Regions from separate parts of the Mus musculus genome. Here region 2 is linked to region 1. The links are chromatin loops, found by intact Hi-C in ENCODE. Cell type or tissue: left cerebral cortex. All regions are shown on one strand. Each heading gives the region's core, and the rest is flanking DNA. Links, peaks and the distances in the headings are about the cores only.

Region 1 (5,371 bases), core at 203-5,202:
ACTTTGGGGAATCTCAAAATCATTTATTCTTGGCCTATCCATTGCTCTAAAGATCTGTATACTTTGGGGGGTGTATATATTTTATTGGGGGGCAGCAAAGGGGGACACAAGTTCTTCAGCAATTCCAGACTTGTGCCCTAAGGGCAGATGGACACATCGGGTATGTTTCCATCATCTTCATCAGGAACTGGGCAGCTGAAGAGTGTGGCCTGCTTGATCTTGGTGGCACAGTTAATGCAGGGGCTGAGAGCATAATTATAGCACTATGGCCACCGTTGGCACTGGCTCTTTCACCCAAGCATTCTTTTTCCTTTGTTTCTGAAAAAGGGGTCCTCTACCTCCTGAATGCTGGGATTAAAGCTGTGCACCATTACACCTGGCCAAGATCTCACTTCTTTGTTGTTTTTGCTTAGATGGAGGGGTCTCATACAGCCCAGGCTGGCTTTGAACTTTCTTTTTTTTTTCTTTTGGTTTTTCAAGATAGAGTTTCTCTGTGTAGTCCTGGCTGTCCTGGAACTCACTCTGTAGACCAGGCTGGCCTCGAACTCAGAAATCCGCCTGCCTCTGCCTCCCAAGTGCTGGGATTAAAGGCATGCGCCACCACGCCCGGCACAGCTTTGAACTTTCTATGTAGCTGAGAATGACACTGAATTCCTGCCTCGGTCTCCTAAGTGCTGGGTTTAGAGATATGTATCCATCACCATGCCTGGTTTTAGGAGGTATTGTGGATCACACCCGACTTCATGTGTGCTAGGCAAACACACCACTATAATACATTCCTAGTCTTTACCCAGTCCTTAGCTGCCAGATGGGCTCCTGTAACTGGGTGGACCTTGCTTGACACAGTAACAGTCCAACCTGAAGAAACTGAACTGAATGTCTCTGAAAAAAAATCTAAATGTCTTTTTTAAAAAATGCAATACTTTGGTGGCACATGTCTTTAACCGCAGCACCTGGGAGGCAGGAGCAGGCTGATCTCTGAGTCTGAGGCTAGCCCGGTCTACATAGTGAGGTCCAAGATAGCCAAGTCCACTCAGGGAAACCCCGTCTCAGAAAAAAAGCCCCCCCAAAAAACAAAAATTGAATGCCTCTGAACTTCAAGTGGCAGCATCAAGGGAAATGCTGTTGCTGCAGGACAGTGGCTGCCACCAGGCAAAGCCGATTTGACTATCTTCCCTCCTCCCTTCCCTTTGACAGTCCCGCCCCCCATCTGTCTCTATGGGCTTTTCCAGAGCAGCCCACAGCTATCACCCACCCACTTGTTGGGCCCAAAAAAGAACAGACTTGGCCAGAGCCACACAGCTTCTGTGAAGCCTGACCAAGAATCTACTAGGATTCTAGATAGAGAACTAGTTGGCCTTCACCCTTTGCCAGCAAACTGCATCTCCCACACAAACTCTATTCCTCCCACAAGTGCCTGTGTGGAAGCAGGAGGAGGAAGGGGATTTGTTTGTCCAGGGAGGGCTGCCACTTCATCACGGTCTAATTGCTTCTCCTGTGCCTACTTTGCCACCTGAAACACTAGCTCTACTGAACACTGAAGGGGGTCAGGGTGGTGACCAATGTCAAAGCCATATTGCACGATACTACTGCTGAGCTCTAGGCACCAGTAAGGGGCACCAGGACAGCAAAGGTAAAGGGCAGGAATTCCAGTAAGTTCCCGTCCTTGGCAAGAGTTATACCCTTTCTTACAGTCTGATCTACTCAGGTCCTGATCTTAATCTTCAGAGCCTTAAAGGTCATATTCCCCTGCCTTGGGCTATCTGACTCCCAAACGACTATATTGTCTGGTTTTTGGTGATTAACTCAGACTTTCCTAGGCTCCTTTGAGTTACTAGCCTCTGATGAAAACCATGGACCTTTTATGCAGAAAAAACATCCCTATATGGAATTCTGCACACAACCAATTCAGGCCACAGAAAGCCTTGCTCCTGTATCTGCCTGCCCAGTATCTTCTCTCAAAATCATCTCCCACACTGCTGTGGCTGCCACTGTTTCTGATCCAGTCACTTCCTGTCTCCACTATGGTTACGTCCAGAGCATTGCCTCAACCACCCCCATCTGTCCTTTTTGGTTTCTCTTACCTACTCCGTTTCTGGGGACAGGTGCTGGGCTCAGACACAAAGGATGGAACTAGCAGGGTGGTAGAATAGCGAGGAAGGGGTGTGAGATGGCTGCCAAGTAGGCAAGGCATATAAGTCAGCTGGTACCAGGGTGGAACCCTTCTGAAACAAAAGACTTGAAGCTTGAGACTTGGGCATCCCCTGGTGGCCAAATGGCTTCACACAGAAGATAAACTATGGCAGATAAAACAAAAAACCAAAAACCCCAAACACCTCACCATTTATCCAGTAATGGTTTCTCCCTCACCACCACGCCATACTCCCCACAAAACTATTACAAAATACACCCCCAGAGGTTTTCTTCTTTTTTAATCAATGACCATCTTTATCCAGTTTTGGAAATCTGGACAAAGAGAAGGCTAAGAGGAGACCTGGTCCAGTGTCTAAAGGTCTCTGTGTGAGTCTGTCAGCACATGGACCCCATATGGGCCTGTCCATCAGTTGGGCACAACAGTTTTCCTGAGTATGAGCCAGTCCCACCCTCAGGGCAGCATCCTGGTCCAGAGAGGAATAAAGGCCCCGGGTTGGGCCTATTCCCAAGGCCCCCAGGACAGTCAATAAATAGGTTCTGAGCCAGGCCTGGGAGGACAGGGTATGAAAAGAGTGGATCAGCTACCCAGGGATCCCAAAGAGGTCCTGGGAACTCTCCTGCTCTTCTTTGACAAGGAAGTAAATAAATAGACCTTAAACTCAGGAATAGGGGTGTTGGGGCAGGGGATCCTTCCCCTTGGAGTTAGTAATTAAATTCCATGTTAAAAACAAACCAGCCCTACCCCTACCAGCATCTACTAAATCCTACAGGGTAGGGCAACGGGCTAGCCTGTCTGGGGGTACACAGTACCCAGCCCTGCAGAGTCCTGGAGGAGGCTTCACGTTTGTTCAGCAGCCCCTGGGGCTCCTTCTTCCTTTGGGGGTGGCTCCAGGAAAATAGGGGTGACTGATGGTGGCTTCTTCACTCTGAAACATAACAGATGAACGGTACAGAGGAGAGGACATGCTTCAGACCCAGAAGGCCATTTCCTAGGGCAGAACGGGGTGACTCACGAGTAAGGGGAGGCTGGGACCCCCACCACCAAAAAGTGGTTCTTCTTCCGAAATAATCTCCACAGGCCCCGGTGGTTGCCACGAACATCCAGGTCCCAAATATGGAGGCACTAGCAGGGATAGAGTAGGAGAAAGAGATGGTCAAGAAGCCGTGGAGATGATTCTCTGAAGGCCTTGCGGAGCCTCACCCTTCAAGAGGAAGCATTATCTGGAGTACGGATTTGAGCAAGGGCTTAAAAGAGAGGTTCTCTTCTTTGTTTTTTTGAGACAGGGTTTTTCTGTGTAATCATAGGCTATTCTGGAACTCACTCTGTAGACCAAGGCTGGCCCTTGAATCAGAGATCTGCCTGCCTCTGCCTCCCGAGTGCTGCATGAAAGGCCCGCACTATACCTGGCCAGGAAGTGAGATGAGAGAAGTAAGAGTGTAGGAGAAGGTTCTGAGGTTGAAAGCTCTCTAACAAAGACTCTTGCTAGCATAGCAGGGGCAGCGCATGTTGATGCGGGCGCTACTGAGGGAGGTGCAGCCTGAGGCACCTTGGCAAGCTGAGTCCAGGTGGCGAAGTCATCATCTGTCTCCATTCGGATAAACGCCACATAGGTGTGGCCCTCCGTGTCTGGCAGGAAGGAGTCTTCACAAGGGTCCTTGCTGTGGTCCAAAACCTCGGCCTCACTGCATTGGGGTAAAAAAAAGTTAAGGCCGAAACAGGGCCTACTTCCTAGATGGGACACACAGGGCCCTGAACTTGAGTTAATGCTCCGCTGCTACCTTCTTTCAGTTCTTAATGTCTGTACCAGAGCACACTGGTTTTTATTTTCTATAGTGCCCATTAACGGTGTCACCAAGGAAGCTAGATTCCTTACTCCCTGCCAGGCATCCCAATTGCCCTAGGGCATACCTGAGCAGTCTGTGAATTTCCACTTCATAAGCTTCTTTCTTCAGACTGAAGGGGAGGGAGAAACATATCAGGAGAGTCCCTCAGGTCCATGGAAAGGAATGAGCAGGGCAAAGGGTCACACGGGGAAAAGGTACAGCAGGGCTGAGGTAAATTCCCAAGGCCCCAGACAGGAAAGGACTAGCAAGCACTGGCCATCAAGCCTTAGATACCCACCCCCTTAGCCTGCTGCCAGTCTCTACCTGTCTACATTCCTGAGCTGGACACCTGGAACTGTGTTGAACTTGTGCTTCTTGAAGTAGGCCTCCTGAAACAGGAATGAGGACAGAAGGCCAGGACTTCTTGGTGTGGCCCACACTTGCTCACTGACCTACTGAAGATCTACAAGACCCAGGGCCCTCCGAGTTGCTGTCTTTGGCAAGCTCTTACTACCTTTAATTTGGTCTGGTCCCTTGGCTCAAGCTACTGACCCGTAAACTAGTCCTGTTCCCACTGGCTTTCCCCAGATTTGCTACAGAGACTTAGAAGTAAAGAGAGATGGAGGCAGGAGGATTAGAATTTCAAGACCAGTCTCAGGCTGAGCTACAAGAGACCTGAAAACACAAGGGGTAGGGGTGTGTGTATCAGAGGGGGAGGAAGGGAAGACTGAGAAAGAGACACCGGTCCGTTGGATGTAGCCAATTGCAAAGATGGGTTAGAAGGAAGGAAACTGCTGATTCAGGTTCCATGAATGGCGCGAGGAAGCACTTGTCCTTCCTTAGTAGATAAGAAATATGGTAAATATTGGTAAATAAGGATTTTATTAGCTTCTCTTGCTTTTAGGAGGTTCTAAATTAAATATATCCCTTTCAGCTGTACTGTTTCAAATGCACTTTTTTGTTTCTTTTTGTTTTTTTTGAGACAGGGTTTCCCTGTGTAGCCCCAACTGTCCTGGTACTCACTCTGTAGACCAGGCTGGTTTCAAACTCACAGAGACCCACCTGCCTCTGCCTCCCAAATATTGGATTAAAGGCTTGTACCACCACCGTCTAGCTTGATGCTGTTATAGAGGCCCCGAGTTCGGTTCTCAGCACCCAGATGGTGGTTGACAACCATCTGTAACTCCAGTTACAGGAGACTCAGTGTCCTCTCCTAGATTCCTTAGCCATCAGACACAAACACGATACATGTATACACATGCAAGCAAAACACTCATATGTATAAAATAAATCATTTAAAAACATATTCAGGGGATGGAGAGATGACTCAGTGGTTGAGATCACTTGATATTTTTGCACAAGATCAGAGTTCTAGTACCCAGCACCTATATGG
Region 2 (5,371 bases), core at 1-5,000, 61 kb before region 1:
AGGGTTTGAATATCTGACAGCTATAATAACCATAAAATGAGGCACACTTTAAAGAACAAAAAAACTTTGTTTTGTTTTGTTTTCTCCTTCACTGTGAGAAACACAAAATAACTCTAGTGGCCTCAAAGTCCTCAAATAAAAATATATTTATATGTACAATTCACATGTACATATATAGAAACCTATCACAGATATGTATATATCCCATTCACGGGAAAGAGAAAGATTCTTTATTTTTAAGAGTCGAAATTATATCAATTCTACCCCCCAAATTAAGTTAAATCACCATAAATTAATTAACGAGTAGTAAAATACTACATGCAGACCTAAGAAACTATATGCATAGGAGAAAAAAAGCCTCAGACTAAGGCCATGAATGAATAAGAACGCACAATCCCTGAAAATCACTAACCGGCATTTGGTTTCTATGAGAGAAGCACGGAGTCTCAAAATGAATAATCACAAAGGCAACTCAGTTTCTAAAGTTAACCAAGGTAAAATAACAACGAACCATAGCAGATAACTGCACTAAAGTATAAGCTTTAAGGAATCGCCACAAAGGGAAATTCTTCAAGCATGGATTATAATACATCCCTTGCCAGCAGAAATCTTGATTAAAAAAAAAAAAAAAAGTGGAGGGCCGTCAAAACCCTGAATGACATGCAAAGGCCAAACCAAAACGGGTCTTTCCTCCCACTCCAGTCCCCCCGCCCCCACCCCCTCAGGACAATGGGATCAGGGTCCTAACTGCAAACTTTAAAGGTGTAAGCCAGAGCAGTTTTACTGCAGCTATAACTGCAATCTACCCCTCATCCCGAACCTGGCGCACCCAAGAATACTTCTGGCCTGAAAACGTCACCGGGGTTTTGTTAAGCACAAATCAGACCCATCCAAAAATTTTAAAAAATAATAAAAATAACAAGTTTGCTCTCAAATACCTGGAGGATCCATTTCAATATAAAATATCAGTTCTGTCGAATAGGGCATCATCACCTCCCTCCAGTCTGCGTCATCGCGGTCCATACTCCACACCGTATTGTACATCGCGCTGTCAGGGGCAGGTCGTCGGGAAATATATAAAAAGCATATATATCTTTTATCTGATATTTAAAATCTAAATATATATTTGCAAAAGTTCCACACGGAAATGTACTTGGGGGTTTCCAACGGCCAGTACAAGTCCAGCCAAACTACTAGGATGAGGACAAGGTCCTCCTCTTCTCTCCTCCTAAAGCACCCAACAAAATACCCCGAACTTTCAAGCTACGGGGTTTTTACCTCAGAGGGTTACAGGGAAGCTCGGAAAGCAAAGAGCAGTGGTGTTAAAAAGCAGCTTCCCGAAAATCCTTCCTACACAATCGCTCTCCAAAGGGAAAAGCTCCCACCGCCTCCTAATCTTTCAGCGGAAGCCACTTTTGTGTCCTTCGGAGAAGAGAGAATGGAGAGGAAGGGGGAAAAAAGAACGCGTTGGGAGAAAGCTGGGGAAGTGACAAAGGCTTGAAAAGGGGGTTTGCGTTCAAGTTTCGGGGTCCCACTGGTCTGCGGAGAGCGATTCCCTCTGGGATTGGGACTCGGGCTCTATTCGCGTCAGGCTGGGAACCCAAGCTTCCGCAGCTTCGGGATGGCGACCCCTTGGAGAGTCCAGTCAGCTCGACTGTGCCCGAGTAGTAAAGGTAACCACGACAGCGCCGGCTCCCCTCACGCTCTGCCCTGGCTCCAACCACTAGAGTTTCATTTTAACTGCGCTGAGGGGACCTCCTCCCCCGCCCTCCCCCCTTGCCACCCCCGCTGAGGCGCCAACCAACCGGGCAGGACAGGAGGAAGAGCCGGTAGCTCGACTGTCCTTTCCACTCCTTTGCACCTTAACTGCAAAGATTGTCAAGTGCCTAAGAAATGAAGACTGCCACCACCCTCCGCTTCGACTTTTAACTCTCCCCGTCAGCCTGCGAGACTCGACACTTTAATCAGACTTTGCCATTACCCCCTAGCCTCGCTCAGAATGGTACAGTCCGGGCGCTGGCCGCTCGCCAGGAGTCGGAGCCGGGCGCACGCGAGCTCCTCCAAGAGTGGGGGGCGGATGGTGATTGGCTGAGCCCGGTTGCCGGAGCCCGAGCCTGCGTCTTTTGTCTGCCCTGCTCCAGCTGAGGAGCGGAGACGGCTGCGCGCCCCAAGCGAGCCAATCAGGAGATAGCCGGCGCCGGCCGGTAAGGCGGCGATTGGTCGGACCTCAGTTACTAAGCGGGACAAAGGCAGAGGGGAAAAGAAAAGAGGAGGAAGAAGAGGGGGTGTGGAGAAAGAAAGAAGGCGCAAACGGCGGTTACTGACAGGCTGGGCGAGCGCTCGGGGGCTCAAGCTGCCCGGAGACTGGCGGGGCTTCCCGCTGTGGCTCGGTCCTCCCGGACGAGTGACGAGGGGGAGAACGGGCTGGCGCGAGACTCTTCTGCCTGGAGACTAGCTGCGGGGGGAGGGGAGCGGCGGCAGCGGGGCGTGCTGTCACTTGGCGGGGCGCACACTCTTCTGCTCCATTGGAAGTCTCTGGGCAGAGTTCCTCCTCACAAACCTCTTCACCTTGCTGCGTTCGCCCTCCCCTACCCCGGTGTTAAATCATCAGATACAGCAAAGGTCGCCAAGCCCACTTGCAGGACTCTCTGTCCAGACAAGATCCCCATCGTCCCCCACCCCACCCCCCCCACACACACACTCCCTGAGGGTACCTGAACCTTGAATGTTCCTTGGGGAGTCATCCCCCCCCCCCCCCGCTACTCCGCTTCACACTGAAGGACTTTAGAACCCATAGTTACGCTCAAGCAAAGAGTGAGGCATCTCATCGAGCCCTCCAGTTCTAGTACTCAAATCAGAAAATAAAGAAATAAGAATTAAATAGATTTTTTAAATTACAGTGTCTGTGTGTTTTCTGTGGTAAGTCACAGGTGTTGCATTCCCCTACCAAAAAGGCGCTTTTCTGTTTCCCACTTCCTAACACACAGGTCCCTCCTTCCAAGCTTAAAGTTCTGAGACTTGCTTCAGAAAAAATGCTGAACATTTTCATGCATTTCAGAAACAGCTAATTAACTTGCTGGGGAACCCTGAATAGCTAACCTGTGCCTAGAATTGCCATCCTGCCATACAATACAGTCTGAGGAGGCCAAAACGGCTGTTTCCTCTTTACACTGGAGTAACAAAGCCCATTGTGTTTGAGTTGACAACCTGATTTAAGCTTGAGCAAAACCTATCCTCAGTAGCTCTGTGTATTGACTGGCCTCTAGAAGGGTCTCCACTTTTAATCCTCTACCTCCTAAAGGGTTCTGCCTTTCTTGTTTTGTTTTTTTGTTTGTTTGTTTTTGTTTGGTTTTTGTTTTGCTTTGTTTTGTTGAAACAGGATTTCTCTGTGTAGCCCTGGCTATCCTGGAACTCACCCTGTAGACCAGGCTGGCCTCAAACTCAGAAATCCGCCTGTCTCTATCTCCCAAGTGTTGGGATTAAAGACATGCGCCACCACTGCCCAGCTGGGTTCTACCTTTTCTTAAAAGTGCTCTGAGTTAAGCCAGTCACGGTGGCTCATTCCTTTAGACCCAGCACTCTAGAGAGAGAGGCAAGCAGATCTCTTGAGTTCAAAAACTAAGTCTGAGGCCAGCCTAGTCTACAGAGTTAGTTCCAAGGTAGCCAGGTCTACACAAGGAAATCCTATCTGGAAAAAAACAAAAAAGGGGGGGGGGGGGAGGGTGTGTGTGTGTGTGTGTGTGTGTGTGTGTGTGTGTGTGTGTGTGTGTGTGTATGTGGGTGTACTGAGTTGAAACAGGCCCAGGAAACAGTCAAAATCAAAATGTGTACAAACTGGATACAAAGTAAAAGGACAAGAATTCAGAAAATACAGAGAGGGTAAAGCACTAAGGAAACAAATTAGAGAAGCACACTAGAATTCTTTTAGAATCCTGGAGATGCTTTCTTTTGTCTCTTCAGTTGAAATGTATTTCAAAAGCTAAGCAGCTCTGGGGCAGGGCTCATTAATTTTAATCTCCTGAACTGCTCCTTCAGGTAGAAGATGTTAGAAGAACAACTCTAATTTGTGGCTGGCTTCCCAGCAGTCTGTACTTCACCATATCTGAGTGCCAAAAGTATTCACATTAGATAACTCAAAAGGCTGAGCAGTCAGTCAAGGGCAAGTTGGTATACACAGGTGTCCCTCCCTGTGCATTCCCAAAGAAAATGAGACTAAAGAGACAAAAGTGTGGAAAAGATAATAATGGCTTTTCATGTTTCCACAGCAACTTTTGCCTGGACCGAGCTTGACCAGTTAGTGATGGGTTTCCCTTTCTGATACACAGAGTAGTCACCCAGGCCTTACCAATATCTAGGGTTTATCAGGACAGGGTGAAAAGGTAACACAGCAGAAGTCTAATGATCAAGGTTGATCCACGGCATTCAAGCAATTGTGCTGGATAGAGAAAGGAACTTCAATTAAAAAAAAAATGTCTTTAAGCCACCCCAGTGGTGGTCATACCTTTAATCCCAGTACTCAAGAGGCAGAGGCAGGTAGATCTCTGAGTTGGAGGGCAGCCTGGTGTATACAAAGTGAGTTCCAGGACAGCTAGAACCACACGGAGAAACATTAGCTCAGAAAAACAAAACAAAACAATAACAACCACAAACATTTTCATAAGATAGGCCTGTAGGCAAGCCTGTAGGGAATCCTATTCATTTGTGGTGGATGTAAAAGGGCCCGGCCCATTGTTGGTGATGCCATCTCTGGATTGGTGATCCTGGTTCTATAAGAGAGCAGGCTAAGCAAGCCAGGGGGAGCAAGCCAATAATCAGCACGTCTCCATGGCTTCTGCTTCAGTCCTTGCCTACAGGTTCCTATCCTGCTTGAATTCTTCCCCTCACTGCTTTTGATGATGAACCGTTCTAAGGAACTGTGAGGAAAAGAAACCCTTTCCTCCACAAGTTGCTTTTGATACTGATGGTTCATCACAGCAATAGTAACCCTAAGACTGCAATAATTCAATCTTACCACCAAAAAGTGAATGATCCAAATCTCCAATTTAAATAGACCTTTACATAGGAGATTTCCAAGGGATGAGTGGCACAAGAAGCTATGATGATGTCCAGAAAGAAAACATTCCCTTTAAGATGGGCTTCAGTCAGCGTCCTACCATGGTGGGAAGTGCCTATCACAGGATGTTGGCTTTTCTTTCAGTTAAGAAACAGAATCAGTCCCAGCACTTGGGAGGCAGAGGCAGGCAGATTTCTGAGTTTGAGGCCAGCCTGGTCTACAAAGTGAGTTCCAGGACAGCCAGGGCTATACAGAGAAACCCTGTCTCGAAAAACCAAAAAAAGAAAAGAAAAGAAAAGAAAAGAAAAGGAAAGAAAA

The links. A loop is a pair of places that touch in the nucleus more often than their neighbours do. Peaks named below come from ENCODE experiments on the same cell type or tissue, not always from the same donor. Only the 100,000 strongest peaks of a DNase experiment are listed, where the experiment ranks them.
Region 2: it touches region 1 in a loop (4-fold over the local background); 13 of 42 quality-filtered maps call a loop at or near these places.

What each region holds. Positions count from the first base shown.
Region 1 is chr4:116,156,889-116,162,259 of GRCm38, reverse strand. Pomgnt1 (protein O-linked mannose beta 1,2-N-acetylglucosaminyltransferase) reads right to left here. Exons shown (of 22, transcript NM_026651.2): 18 at 4,303-4,367; 19 at 4,064-4,108; 20 at 3,702-3,837; 21 at 3,168-3,277; 22 at 2,416-3,080. The coding sequence ends at 2,993. It overlaps Tspan1 (tetraspanin 1), which reads left to right. Exons shown (of 8, transcript NM_133681.4): 8 at 1-379. Among named protein-coding and RNA genes, the nearest start is that of Tspan1, 8.0 kb to the left of the region's middle. In left cerebral cortex, for the core only: a CTCF peak has its summit at 2,273 (motif pointing left); DNase peaks (open chromatin) are centred at 1,238, 2,046 and 2,197; H3K27ac peaks cover 2,970 bases.
Region 2 is chr4:116,217,981-116,223,351 of GRCm38, reverse strand. Pik3r3 (phosphoinositide-3-kinase regulatory subunit 3) reads right to left here and starts at 1,744. Exons shown (of 10, transcript NM_181585.6): 1 at 939-1,744. The coding sequence starts at 1,044. In left cerebral cortex, for the core only: no CTCF peak of the experiment used is centred there; DNase peaks (open chromatin) are centred at 475, 957, 1,733 and 2,135; H3K4me3 peaks cover 2,985 bases; H3K27ac peaks cover 2,794 bases.